Linked DNA regions of Mus musculus: regions 1, 2 and 4 are each linked to region 3. Evidence: chromatin contacts called from ENCODE Hi-C or POLR2A ChIA-PET data. All regions are on one chromosome and are shown on one strand. The core of a region is the stretch at or near the end of the contact, and the rest is flanking DNA. Distances in the headings are between cores, read along the strand shown. Region 1 holds the start of Amz2 (archaelysin family metallopeptidase 2). Region 2 holds the start of Arsg (arylsulfatase G). Region 3 holds the start of Wipi1 (WD repeat domain, phosphoinositide interacting 1). Region 4 holds the start of Gna13 (guanine nucleotide binding protein, alpha 13).

What was found. Hi-C counts contacts between places; a loop is a spot of excess contacts on that map. ChIA-PET counts read pairs that join two places held with the same protein, here RNA polymerase II (POLR2A).
Region 1: POLR2A ChIA-PET joins it to region 3 with 23 read pairs in embryonic stem cell. The contact joins the promoter of Amz2 here to the promoter of Wipi1 in region 3. POLR2A ChIA-PET finds 5 or more read pairs at or near these places in 4 of 5 experiments (Patski and embryonic stem cell).
Region 2: a loop to region 3 is called in a map of left cerebral cortex, with 1.8 times the contacts of the local background. The contact joins the promoter of Arsg here to the promoter of Wipi1 in region 3. A Hi-C loop is called at or near these places in 1 of 37 maps with a recorded cell type or tissue (left cerebral cortex). POLR2A ChIA-PET finds 5 or more read pairs at or near these places in 2 of 5 experiments (both embryonic stem cell).
Region 4: a loop to region 3 is called in a map of heart, with 5 times the contacts of the local background. The contact joins the promoter of Gna13 here to the promoter of Wipi1 in region 3. A Hi-C loop is called at or near these places in 1 of 37 maps with a recorded cell type or tissue (heart). POLR2A ChIA-PET finds 5 or more read pairs at or near these places in 2 of 5 experiments (both embryonic stem cell).

Annotation. Positions count from the first base shown.
Region 1 is chr11:109,423,979-109,427,281 of GRCm38, reverse strand. It overlaps Amz2 (archaelysin family metallopeptidase 2), which reads right to left and starts at 1,336. Exons shown (of 9, transcript NM_025275.4): 1 at 1,252-1,336; 2 at 707-796; 3 at 185-312. The coding sequence starts at 196.
Region 2 is chr11:109,472,056-109,474,928 of GRCm38, reverse strand. It overlaps Arsg (arylsulfatase G), which reads right to left and starts at 1,555. Exons shown (of 14, transcript NM_028710.3): 1 at 1,508-1,555. Slc16a6 (solute carrier family 16 (monocarboxylic acid transporters), member 6) reads left to right here and starts at 1,331. Exons shown (of 6, transcript NM_001029842.2): 1 at 1,331-1,681. The coding sequence starts at 1,437.
Region 3 is chr11:109,609,663-109,612,877 of GRCm38, reverse strand. Wipi1 (WD repeat domain, phosphoinositide interacting 1) reads left to right here and starts at 1,489. Exons shown (of 13, transcript NM_145940.2): 1 at 1,489-1,645. The coding sequence starts at 1,566.
Region 4 is chr11:109,360,994-109,364,264 of GRCm38, reverse strand. Gna13 (guanine nucleotide binding protein, alpha 13) reads right to left here and starts at 1,471. Exons shown (of 4, transcript NM_010303.3): 1 at 1,009-1,471. The coding sequence starts at 1,291. It overlaps Gm11696 (predicted gene 11696), which reads left to right and starts at 611. Exons shown (of 2, transcript NR_038097.1): 1 at 611-1,159.

The DNA.
Region 1 (3,303 bases), core at 87-2,586, 190 kb after region 3:
CTACTGATGCCCAACGTCCTCTGTCATTTGAAAACAATCATAATATTTTGAGCTGACTCACTTTGTCCACAGGATCAACGGCATCCCTTCCAGTGTCACTCAAAGATATTCAATAAGGAAAAGAGTAATGGTTCTGTTATTTAACTGCAGGTTGGCAAGATCCATCTCAGCCCCTTACGCTTACCTTGTCAGCCATAAGACACGGGGGTAGATCTAAGATGACCAATGAGACGCCATACTCATGGTGACAGGACTTTCCCCATTCCTATCAAGTCCCTACGTGGCACGTTCATCCTTCATACCAAGCAGACGCTTTTTGAGTGAGAAAAGAAAAAAAAGATGAATGTTTCTGTCCATTTAGTTTGTGTTTTCTAATTGAGGGCCTTTTCCATTTTTGTTTGTTTGGTTGGTTGGCTGGTTTTTTGTTCTGCTTTGTTTTGGGGGTGGGTTGGGGGGTGGGACAGGGTTTCTCTGTATTTCTCAGTTTATTAACGACTGATTTTGAAATTTAAGCTAACTGCTGTGCTCAGTGAACTTCTGAATTCTGGAGCTCAAGAGGGTGACACTGACTAGAAAGGATCCTAGAGACTACGCTGAGTGTAGCTCATCTCGGTACTGCACATCTGGGCTGAGATTTTATTTTTACAGGATGAAATTTAAAAAGAAAAAAAAAATAAATCACCATGGCCCCATTCAGTCTACCTACCTTTATAAAGGAGAAATCTCCAGCTGCTGTTTTTCCATTTATGTTTTTCTAAGGACAATGCATGTCTGGCAAAGGGGTGTGGCCTTCACCCTAATAAAAGAGACAGAGTGGAAAGTCAGAAGGCCTCCACATCCTAGTCCAACGTGGATGGTGTCGCTGAAGAAGTGTGCAGGGAGCCATCGTACAGTCACTGCAGGGACCGGGGGCCTAAGATGCTTCGGTTCTATAACCGGAACATCTCCCGCCAAGTGGGTCTCGCCAGACGTGCTAGCTGGTTGCCCATAGCAACTTGCACGGCCGGTGCAGACGCCACCCAGTCTCTGCTTGAGTCAAAAGTGGGGGGCCTCCCCGGAACTCAGAGTTCGCGTCTTCTACCCAGGGAGCAACCGGAAAGGCCCGCGTTGTTCCCAAGAGACATCCTGCCCCCGAGGTCCCCTCTGCTTCCGCCGCAGCCATCCCTCCCACCACATCCGCTCCTCCCCAACGATCAACACCTTCCTCCTCCTCCCCTGCCCAGCCCTGACGGTTCCTCATACCACCCTCACCCGGACAGGCCTCTAGGCCGCCCTCAAGCTGCCACGGTGGTCCTAGCACGCATGCGCCTCGCGCGGACGCACCTCACCCTTTCACGCATGCCCCGCCCACACCGCCCACTAGCAAGACCCGTCTTCCCGCCCCTCAATCGTCGCCCCGCCTCCTATCTGCGCTCTTCCCTCCTAAGGCTCCTCCTCCAAACACTGAGCCCGCCCCACTCCTCCAGAAAGGCCCCGCCCATGTGCTGTAACCCCGCCCCGAAGGCGTGACCTCTGTCCATTTCACAACACTCACGCTGTGTGTGGTTGACTAAAGTAGTAAGGGGGCGATGTAGTGTCGGACAGTCCCCAGTCGTCGCTGTTTCGCGTCGGCCCTCACGGGGGCGCCGCGACCCGCTCCTCGCGGGCGGTGCAGGGTCACGGAACCACCTGCCGTGGGCTGAGCCTGAGTAATTTAACCACTGGGTCCAAATAAGTCAGCCGTGTCCGCGGCTTGACACATCACCCGCTTGGACTTTCCCTTCTTAGTCGGTTTGCCCGACTGTCGCGGCCTCACCGCTGTCAGGAAGCAGGGCTGCATCCTAGGGCGTGGGGCATAGGGTTGCCTTTGGTACTTGGGGAACTAAGAGCTTAGAGCTCGGACCCCCAGGAGACTCTGGAAGGGGAAACCCCAGGGCCAGATCTCCTGATCCCCGCCCCCAGCATATACCTATTCAATCCTTTTGCATCTCTGGGCGCTTCTGGCCCCAGGAAGGTCAAACAAGGGGATGATGCCACTATTTTATCAACATCCTCTCATCCTTGGAAGTTAAAGACTGCATACCCCACATGTCTGTACCCTTCTTCCTACCCAACCCCCAAACTTTTTGCTCTCTTCTTGCCTTGTGCACACTGCTCTAATTATCCTTGCCCAGTTATTATAACAAGGCTCATATATGTTGTCCTTACTGCCCTTACCAAGTTGACAAAAGTGGCTTATTTGGGGAGGGTCTCCTGTCAAGGCTGGCCTTGAACTCACTATGTAGCAGAGAATGTTCCTGTGTCTGACTTCTGAGCACTGTATACACACATACAGAGAGAGACACATACATGTATATTCTTTCAAATTTTCATACTTCGGTTATATTTCCCCAGGACCCCCTCTGATCCTCTTTCTCCTCCCATGAGGTCACTCCCCAACAACCTGACCATTTTTTTCTCCCGGGACATTTTTAATCAGCTGTAGACATGATGCCCCTTTAGTGTAAATACTCCAGAGCATGCTTCTAAACAAGCAATTTTTTCTAAGTAGTCACAGGACACCTACACTGGGAATTCCTACCAATCACTCTGATTGCAGTCTAACACCACAAGGTTCCTGCTTTCCATTTTTCTGTGTGCACTCCCTTCCATACTAATGAAAAGTCTGTCTCCCACTATTCATAATTTACTTCTGCATTTAACTGCTCTGTGGTACAATATGCACTGAGGGTAATTTCAGAATAACTAATCCATATCATTGCAGACAAATAGTCCTGCCAATAATCAGAAATTATTCATGGTCCCGTGTAGCCAGAGGATGCACAGTAGGCTTTGCAGTTTACATCATCTAGGTGAATTCTTCCCTACTCAGTCCAGCACCACATCTGACCTGAAACTTACTAGATAGCCTAGGCTGGCCACAGATTCACAACTATCTCCTGCCTCAGCCTCTGGGGTGGTAGGATCACAAGTATGCATAATCACACCCATTGTTAAATGTGTCACTCTTTTCTCTTTCTTTCTTTCTTTCTTTCTTTCTTTCTTTCTTTCTTTCTTTCTTTCTTTCTTTCATCACATAACATGGCAGATGCGTGGTGCATACTTTTAAACCCAGCACCATGGGAGGCAGAGTCAGTTAGAGATAGGCTTTATAATCTCCTTTGAAACACACCTCCCTGCAGACCTGTAAGGGAGTTTCTTGATTAGGTTAAGTGAGGTAGAAAGACCGAACTTAAATGTTTGTGGCACCATCACGTGGTCAGGGGGCCTGGACTGAAGGCAAACACCCAGAGAGTCATAGCTCTCTGGGTCTAGACTGTGGAC
Region 2 (2,873 bases), core at 306-2,805, 140 kb after region 3:
CAAAGCTGTCTTGAAAAAACCAAAAGAAAAAGAAAAAAGAACCCTGCGATCCCATCACTTTGGAGGCCGAGACAGGAGGATCTTCAGTTTTAGGTTAGTCTTGGCTTGGCTAGTGAGATCGTGTTTTTTAAAAACAAACAAACCAGGATTTGGGGGGGGGGGGGTCAAATATAAGTTTGAAGCCAGCGTGGACTACACCTGTCTGGGATGGGGTAAAGGTTTAATTATTCCCACAAATTTGCCAGTTATTATTCAGTGGTAGCCTGGCTGGACTACAGTGACCAGAGTAACACACTCTGCACCAATACACCTGCCTCCTCACTTAGCCACACCAGAGCCTATTGACAGCACTGGGTGACTGCATTCCCAAATCCTGGGGGAAATGACAGAGCAAGGAAAGGTTTTTATTAAAATTTTGAACCGGTGCTCCTCCCGGTGGGTGGCGACCCTTCAGGCACACTCCCAAAGTAGGTTCTCTGCAGTTTCTAACATCAGAAAGACAATCTCTGAGCCACAATCAACCGACGTGGGTTGCCTAAGTCTGAGGGGGGAAGGGGGGGGAATGCAGAGGAACAGGGCTTTTGCTGTGAGGCAGTACCCAGTTTTTCTCCAGAGGTGTGAGATGGAGTCCAGGAAACCAACTTTGCGCCCCCTCTGGCTCTGAACAGTCCCTAATCCTCAGACACGCGCTGTCCTCAGGAATAACTCGGGCTTCTCCGGAAGCATCCATTTAGTTCATAGTGACCTTTGGGATCAGGGGGCTTGGAGGTTTGGGGGTCTCGATCCCCCCAGAAGCCTCCTGGGGGGGGGGGGGGTTAAGGCTGCCGTGCACCTGTGCTCACGCCGCCTCCCGCCTAGGCGGGTGCGCGCGCACGGAGAAGCGGAGATGCTGACTCAGCCAGGCTTCTCCCATCTCTTTCGCGCAGCGCGGATGCTGGCGGCTGGTGGCTGCTGCGGCTGCAAACAAGGCAGCACGGGGAGGGGAGGCGGGGGAACACGACAGTGCACCGGCAGCAACCCAGCCGCGGGCTCCTTAGGGCCCATTGCGGCACTTCCCCCCGCATGCCCGGAAGGGGAACTGGCGGGGCGCGCGAGTTGACGAAATTTGGGGGGGAAGTGGTCTCTAGAGGAGGAACTCGGGATCCCGCGCGTGCTCCGCTCACACCCAAACTGGAAGGAACCTGTTCAGTCCGGGACCAGGGACGCGCGGGACCAGCCCAAACGCGCGCCTCCCCTGCCCTCCCAACCCCCCCTCCCCAGCCTCCTCACTGGCTCCCCAAATCCTCAGGGCGCGGGCGGACCCGGGAGCTGCGCTCGGAGAGGGGGTGCAGGGGCGCACTCGGTCGCCCCGGGCTCGATCGCGCTCCCGCTCGCACTGCAGCTAAGTGCCGGGGTCCGATCGGGCCGGGATCACACGGGCACGCGCGGATGAGGGGATGAGGGCGTCGGGCCAAGGACCCCAGAGGCGTCGGCGGGGATGGGCGACCCGCGATGACAGCGCGGTTACCTTCCGTGACCCCCAGCCCCGGCAGCCGGCAGGCGGGGCGCGTGCCTTGCGCGGCCCCGATCCACGTGGGCCCGCGCGCGCGCACCAGGCCGGCCCCCTCCTTGCAGGCGCTCGGCGCTCCCAGCACATGGTCGGCGGCGCGCCCCCGAGGCCGGCGGAGACCGGCTGCAGCCGGTATAGGATAAGAGATAGGCAGAGAGAAGCGGGGCCGGGGCGCGGGCGGCGGCACGCACGGCCCGGGAGGAGGCGACAGGGTTGGGGGGCGGGGGGAGGGTGTGGCTCGGGTGGCCGAGGCTGGCGTGGGTTGGGGGCCAGGGTACTCCAGGCTCCCCGCCCGGAGCCAACTTGATAGAGACTCTGGCCCACGCCCTAAGGGGTTAAACCTTTTTCTCATGTTACGGAGCGGTTTATAAGAAGGCTCCGGAGGCCCAGCCTCCGCCTTATTGGGTGCCTTTTGGGGTTTATTCTCTTCCCTTCTAACTTGGTGAGTTGGTTTTATTATTTTACACGCTTAAAAGTTTGATTGTGGGGTATGGGTGTTTGTTTGTTTGTTTTTTAATATGTGTTGGGGCCTTTTTTTTTTTTTTAAGGGCGGGGAGGAGGAAAGCTTTTAACATTTTAAAGAGGTTAATCCGAAAAATATTCTGACAGTTGGGAGTGTTCGGAGCCACTGGGATGACGCGCTCGGGCAGTTGTGGGCAACTGAGAGTTGAATGTCCATGACCCTAAGTATAGATGGGTTCCAGGAAATACCTTAAAGGGTGCCCTGGCCTTTGATCGTCCCCAACCCGGGGTGAAAGGAGCCAGGCTGTGAGGCGAGTCCGGCGACCGTCTCAGACCCTCTCTGGATTTTCCTCATGAAGTTGCCGGCGCGTCAGCAGAGCGAAATGTCAGAGAGGTACCTTCCTTCCCCGGGCTCGCGCGCGCACCCAAGGCGGCCACTGAGGCAGCACGAGGGAAAAGTGGAACTTCGGGTCTCCATCCCTGTTACCCCCCTCCCCAGGGCGGTCCCGGAGAGAGACAGATTTCCCTTCGGAGCGTGGGTCCCACACCTTGCCGGGCTGCACTGTCACCCGCTTGCTGCCTGCTGGTCGGTCCCGCACAACTTCCAAGGTCCGCCGGGCTACCAGCGGCAGCAAAGTGTCGTGCAGCTGAACGGCTCCAGGCGTGGGGGGAGAATGATTTTAAAGAGGAAATAGGTTAATTTCCTTCTGGGTTGTTCTCAATCCCTGCACCGCAGCAGACAAGTGATAGAAGTTTGTTAGATGGCGTGTAAAAATGTCATCGAACAACAGGGTAGGGGGGAAGATCGTAGGAATTGAGGAACCCATTACAACTCCTTAACCTGGAAGCTGGTGGTTTGTAC
Region 3 (3,215 bases), core at 240-2,739:
GAAACATGGCTGAGTATGATGGTTCACCCCATGATCCTATGACCTGGGAAGCCAAGGAAGGAGGATCAGTTACCAAGTGCTTGAGGATCGGTGGACTATAGCTTGAGACAATGTATCCAAAATAAATAAATAATAAACAAGGTGGCTGGATATGAACCGAATTGCCACAATCTACAGAACTGTGACACCATTATCATCATAGTAATAATAATGGCGATGATGAAGATTTCAGAGGCTGTAGAGATGGCTCAGCAGTGTTTTTACTGATGAGCGGAATTCTGTTCCCCAGAACCCACACCAGGCACCTCACAACCAATTGTATACAAGCTTGGGAAGCAAATCTCCAGTTTGCTTCAGAATGCATCTCAAACGACATGAGCTTCAAGCTGTACTGTCTTGTACAGTATTCTAGTTTCTCTCCTTTCTATACAAATCGAATGTCTGGTCAAATACTGCTGAGCAAAGTTGTATGATAACAAGTCCTGAAAGAAGACCCTTTCACATGCCGCTGTGTATTGTTGGTTTTAGATAATATAGTCTAGCCAGTGCTTTAACCGGGTTTTCAGTAAATCGGGTAGGAACATACCAAGGTAATATTGTTAATGTAAGGGTCGGGGTTAGCAAGAGCTCTTTCTCAACTGTGGGGCTGTATGTGGCTTCTTAATCGGCTGGGGATCTTTTTCCGAGAAGCTTAAGGGCTCTCCAAAACGGCTGGACTTTGATGTCTACTGATTTCAACTACAACTGCTGTAAGCTTAGCGGGCGGGCAAGGAAGCAGGCGTCCGCCCGCCTCCTTGGCGTTGTCTCCGACGCTAAGGCAGGCTTGAAGCCTGAAGCTCCACTCCTCCTCCTCACCCTCTGGACGCTCTGGCAATGAAAACACCACCACGTGGCCTGCTGCCTTTGCCTCGCGCACCTTCGGCCAATGGCAAACGGTTTCTCCGACTAGGGGGCGGGTCGTCAACAGCTGTCCCGCCCACTAGCCCTATTGATTGACTAAAAGAGTTGGTGGCCAATCCTGGCTGTCTGCGGAAGGCTCTGTTCGGTCAGCAGTTCTGTTCCCAGTGATAAAGAGGCGGGGTGGGGACAGAGACGGCCTGGAGAGGGGGCGGGGCTACCAAGCTAGGTAGAAGGAGGCTCGGGGCGGGGCCTGGTTGGCTCAGGGCGGAGCTAGGGCTGTGAGGGGGTGGGGCTAGGTGCCCGAAGTGGAGAGGGCGAGGCTAAGTGGGAAATGTGTAGGGCGGGTCCTGAAGGTCCCAGGCAGGGCTAGAGCCGAGAGGGGCGGTACTTGAGGCAGGGGCGTGGCCTGGCTGTTTTAGGACCCAGCCGATTCTCTGAAGGAGGGGCGGGGGTTTGGAGTGGGGCGGAGCTAAATGGGAATCGTGTAAGGGCGGGGTCTTACGATGGAGGGGCGGAGCTAAGTGGTATCTGAGTGGGCGGGGTCTGTCTGGAGGCGAGCCCGGGGCGGGACCGACGCGGCAAGCCGGCCCACGGAGCCGGCGCGGGCGGGCTGCTGAGGTGGCTGTCCCCCGCTCAGAGCTGCGGCTTCTCGGGTCGAGCCCCCGATGGAGGCCGAAGCCGCAGATGCCCCTCCGGGCCGAGTGGAGGCGGCGCTCAGCTGCTTCTCTTTCAACCAAGACTGCACGTAAGCCACGGCGCCAGCCCCCTGGCCAGGGAAGTGGGGGACAGAATGTCGCCACCAAAGGGTGTTGTCCTGTAACGCAACTGGTGGCTAGCCGGGGCCTGCGCGCCGATGGTACCTCGGCAGGGCAGCCTGTGTCGCGGCGTTGCTCGGCTGTAGGGGTTTGAGCCCACCCAGACGACTGCCAGCCAGCGCCTGCCAGAAAGAGCCGGCTAGGGTGACCCAAACAAGTCAGCAAGGAGGGCGGAGGGGGGACCTTGAATGTGGGGGAGGGACTTGGTGTGGGCCACCTAGTGACCGAAAGGGAGATCAGGGACCAAAACAAAGGTGAGGGAAGGGAGGAATGTGCAACTTGACTCAAGAGGGAGGATGCAGAGAGTCGGAAAGATGAAGAAAAACTTTACCATTTGTCCTTGAGTATCTCAACGTGGCATTTGGGCAGGGCCTCGGACAAACAGTCAGTCTATCCCTGTGGCCCGACCAGCCCCAGCACTGGGCATCTTGGCTGGTCTCTTTGGCCGTAGGAAGCTTTTCTTTATTTGCCTTTCTGTGTTTACTCGCTGTCCACCCAGTCCCAGGAATCTCCTGGAAGCTCAGGAGCCCTTTCTCTGCCCCAGACAGCTTCCCATCCCTGAAGCAGGCGCTCCACCCTGTTGCTTTTAAGTGGCTTTTTAATGTTTCACTATGATGGTCAACGTTTAGACTTTGGTCCATAAACAAGGGATTGCTTGCCTGAGTTCTAGGCATCTGCAGGATTGAATCTTAAGACACAAGCTACTGTTTTCTTCCCTGTTTTTGTGCAAGCCAGCCTGGGGACCATATGGATTAATCTCTTTGGAATGTGGAGCCCTGAAGCATCAGGGCAGGGATGACCACTTCCCAGTGTCCCACTTCCGGCTGTACCAGTTTCTGCTCTGTTCCTGGTTTGGGCTCAGCTTCAGGCTTGTGCCTTGGCTGCTGCTAGCTGAACTGTGCTAATATTGAACATTCATTCGTTGGTGTAATTAAGGCCATAAGCAGCCCTGGTTTTCATTCCCTTTGTGTTTCTGTTTGAAAAACCCCTGCTCTGAACAATATGTCTTTGTTTGAAAAATCTGTGTGTGTAATCATATAATCCAGTAATTCGACAGCTTGGCTACATGAGTGACTCTCAGGCTGCCTCTGACCACAACCCACAATAAAAAAGTACATCTTACAACATCTCCCCATAGCCATAGATATGTAATATGCACAAACTATTAAGTGGGGTACCTTGTGGCATTTTCTTGGGATTTTGTTCTTGCTTGGTTTTAACGTTGTCTCATGTAATCCGGACAGCCTCAAGTTCCCTAGTAGAGGAGGATGAATGTCAAAGTTTCATCCTCCTGGCTCACGTTCTGGAATACTGACATTACAAGAAGTACCATCACACTCTGTTTGTATAGTGCTGATGATGGAACTCAGGGTACCCTATACATGCCAGACAAGTCCAGCCCCATTTCCTTGTGTGATAGGGTGAGCAGGGCAGGGGTAGGGAGCCTGCAGGGTACTGAGCCTAAGACCCAATGTCTCAGTCACCCTGAGCGAAGACTCA
Region 4 (3,271 bases), core at 222-2,721, 250 kb after region 3:
GCCAACTTCTCTTAGGTAGAAAATACCTGACACTAAAGAAAAAAAAATTAAAAAAAACAAGATGATTCTTTTAAATGATAAAAATAAAAGCCACCTCTGCAACTTATTTGAACACTAAGGAATAAAAATATTGGGTGGTTTTCACTTAAGGAACAGTATTTAAAATACTGTTCAACAGGATTTGTGAAGCCCACCATGCAGTCCAGCACATGTATTTAAACATAAATTCATGAAAGCATTAGAAATGATATGAAATGATACTGTTTTTTTCTCCTGTCTCGAGTTATTAAGAAAAAAAAAAGTGTGCAACATGTTGAACTGTGATTACAAACATCCTGTAGCAATGAGCCGATAAAACCACTCGCGCTAATTTTTTTTAATAGACTTTCCTGATGCCAGTTCAGTAAACGTGAGTTTCATACTCTTGCCCCAAAAGGCTCTAGAGGCTGTCACTCTATGCCCTTGACAAGAGTCTCAGGGTAAAAAAAAAAAAAAAAAAAAAAAAAAAGTTTCCTCATTACAACCGTTCCAGAACTTGCTTAAGTCAAGAGGTGGCCTAGGAAGCCCAAAGCTGGAAGGGTAACATACCCGGTTACTAGGGTCACCCACCAGGGACGGGCAGAAAGGAAAGAAGGATAGGAAGGGATAGGGAGTGTAGGACCTGGGGCTACTGATGGGTGGTCTTGCCCGGAGTGCAGGGAGGACACAAGTTGCCCCGCTGCCCCGAGTCACCCTACTCGCCGCACTTCCCTCTTGGAGGGGGCGAGGCCAGCCGCGGAGTGCTGGGCCGACCGTGACCCTCACCGGGGTAGCACGGGGGGGACAGCGGGGCGTCCCGGATCGAAGGGACCAGGGCAACAGGGCGCACAGAACGGTGCCCAAGGCGCGCCCACCCGCTCGCCCGTCCGATCTGATCCCGTTCGGTCTCCTCCGACTGGGGACCCGGCGGATGAGGGCGGTGCCCGGCCCGGCTCCCCAGGGGTCCCCGAGCCCCGCCGCGCCCCGCACCTTTGATCACGTTGCTGTAGATGGTGGGGCGGAACTCCTCGCGCGCGCGCTGGTCGAAGTCCTGGCCGTGGATGATCCGCATCTGCTTCAGGAAGGTGGACTTGCCGCTCTCGCCCGCGCCCAGCAGCAGGATCTTCACCAGCCGCTTCACGTAGGTCTTCTCCCGCGACAGGCATTTGTCGATCTCCTTGGACTTGCGCTGCTGCTCGGCCTCGCCGTTCGTCAGCACGCAGCCCGGGAAGCACACGGACAGCACGGAGCGCGACGGCAGGAAGTCCGCCATCTTGCCGCCGCCGCCGCCTCGGCGGGCCCCTGCGGCTCCTCCACCTCCTCCTCCGGCAGCGGGCGGCTCCGGCAAGGCGGCTGGAGGGCGGGGAGCGCAGCGGCGGCCCGAGCGCGCCCGGGGAGGGAGGGAACCCGAGGACTGACTCGCCAGGGCGGGCCGCGCCGGCCGGGGGAGGGTGGGAGGGAGGGAGGGAGGGAGGGAGGGCGGGCCCGGGGAGGGGCGGCGGCCCTCTGGGCGTGCGCGTGCCCGCTGCCTTTCGGGTACGCGCACGCAGGCACGCCGAGCGGAGGAGGGAGCGGCAGCGGCGGGAGTCACGCGCTCCTGTGCAGCCGGGAGCGCGCTCGGAGAGCGGCGGAGCCCGGGTCACGTGGGCCAGGCTGGGCGCGCGCGCCTGCGGATCCAGAGTTTCTGTTTCCCTTTAGTGCCACCGCTTCCCGGAGCCCCGAGGCGAGTAAGCAAAGCCCATCCTGACCCCTTTCCGCTGGGGCATCTTTCTCACTACAGATCCCACTGCCCTTTCCCATAGTTACTCGCCCGCCGCTTGCTGTCACCTTCACGCGACCTATTTTGAGACCATTGGCTGGGACATCCCCGCACCCGACCAGTGCAAGCCTTCCTTCGTTACAGTTTGCCTTGTTTTGTTTTGTTTTGTTTTAACTCTTGAGACAAGATCCCTGCGGCCCAAGTTGGCTTAAATTTGTGACAATCGTCTTGCTTCAGCCTCCCTGTCCGTTTCTGGTATTACCGGCAGGCAAGAGCTTTCCTTCAAGATCGTGCGTTTAATTAGCAGCGACCCTTCCCCGCCCCCTTGTCATCCTAACCATCCCGAATCTGGAAGGATAAGTAGATGTCAGATGTCGTTATTGATCAACACCTCACCCTAGCAGCTCAGGGCACTATTGATAACCTGCCCTGGTTTGAGGGGAAGTTGGAGTTGATGTTCTCGTGAGATGTGCCAGGAAGGTCGCTGGCGGCTGGCTCACTCATTAGATTCCCATCCGAGCTGCACTTGTGACTTGGGTAATGCCTTCTGAGGTCAGTGAATGGTGGAGAGGGTGAGGTCATGTTGAAAATCCCCCTAAACCGGACACTCTGATGCACGTTCTTCCCAAGGAAGCAGATAAGCGCTCAGCCTAGGACTGCAGCAGGCACATTTTGGGTTTCCTGCCGGATTACAGAGGATATGACAGACAAGAAACTTTTTTTTTTCTGTCATACCAGCAGATCAGGCCAGAACACCTGAAAAAGAGACTCCTGGGGAACACGTGACTAGTGACAGCTGAATGACTGTAGCAAGGACCTCAGAAGCCAACTTCTTCATTCTTGTCAGTTTCAAAGTTGATGCCTGTCTGGTTTTGCTCCTGGGACCTGACTCGTGTGCAACTTGGGAACTTCCTGTGTGTTAGGGAGTTGGGGTAAAGAGGTCAACACCGTGACATGCACAAGTTTAAAATTTTAAAAACCAGCACTATAAGTCAGTCCATCAGTTACTGTCCATTTGGGCCAATGACTGGGTAGCTCACGACTCACTCACTACACTGGCTGCAGTAAACAATACATGTAGTAGAATTGTCTCCTGTTACATCCACTGAGACCGCGAGCGGACCTGAGCCCACAGAGTAGGCTGTGTGCAAAGTAGGCTGAGCTCGCATCCAGCATCTGTGGATTGCTAAAGTCAGGACTGATTTGTGACCAAAGTCTGTCATAGATGGTTGATCTCTGTATATACCTTGATCACTGTTAGGGATACCCTGTTCTAGGGCCGTGAAAAGGCCAGCTTCTACCCAGGACAGGTAGACACCAAGGCCCTGAATTACCTCCATGTTCTAGTCCGAATTCATTAGCAGAAACAGAGGAGGGAAATGCGTACGTTAGATTAAGCATCTTCGTTTTCCTGAGGTGTACACAACAGAGTGGAAAAGCAAGGATGCCTAGGAGGCAGGAAGGGATTCCTGCCTGGCCAGTTCTTGTCGGGAC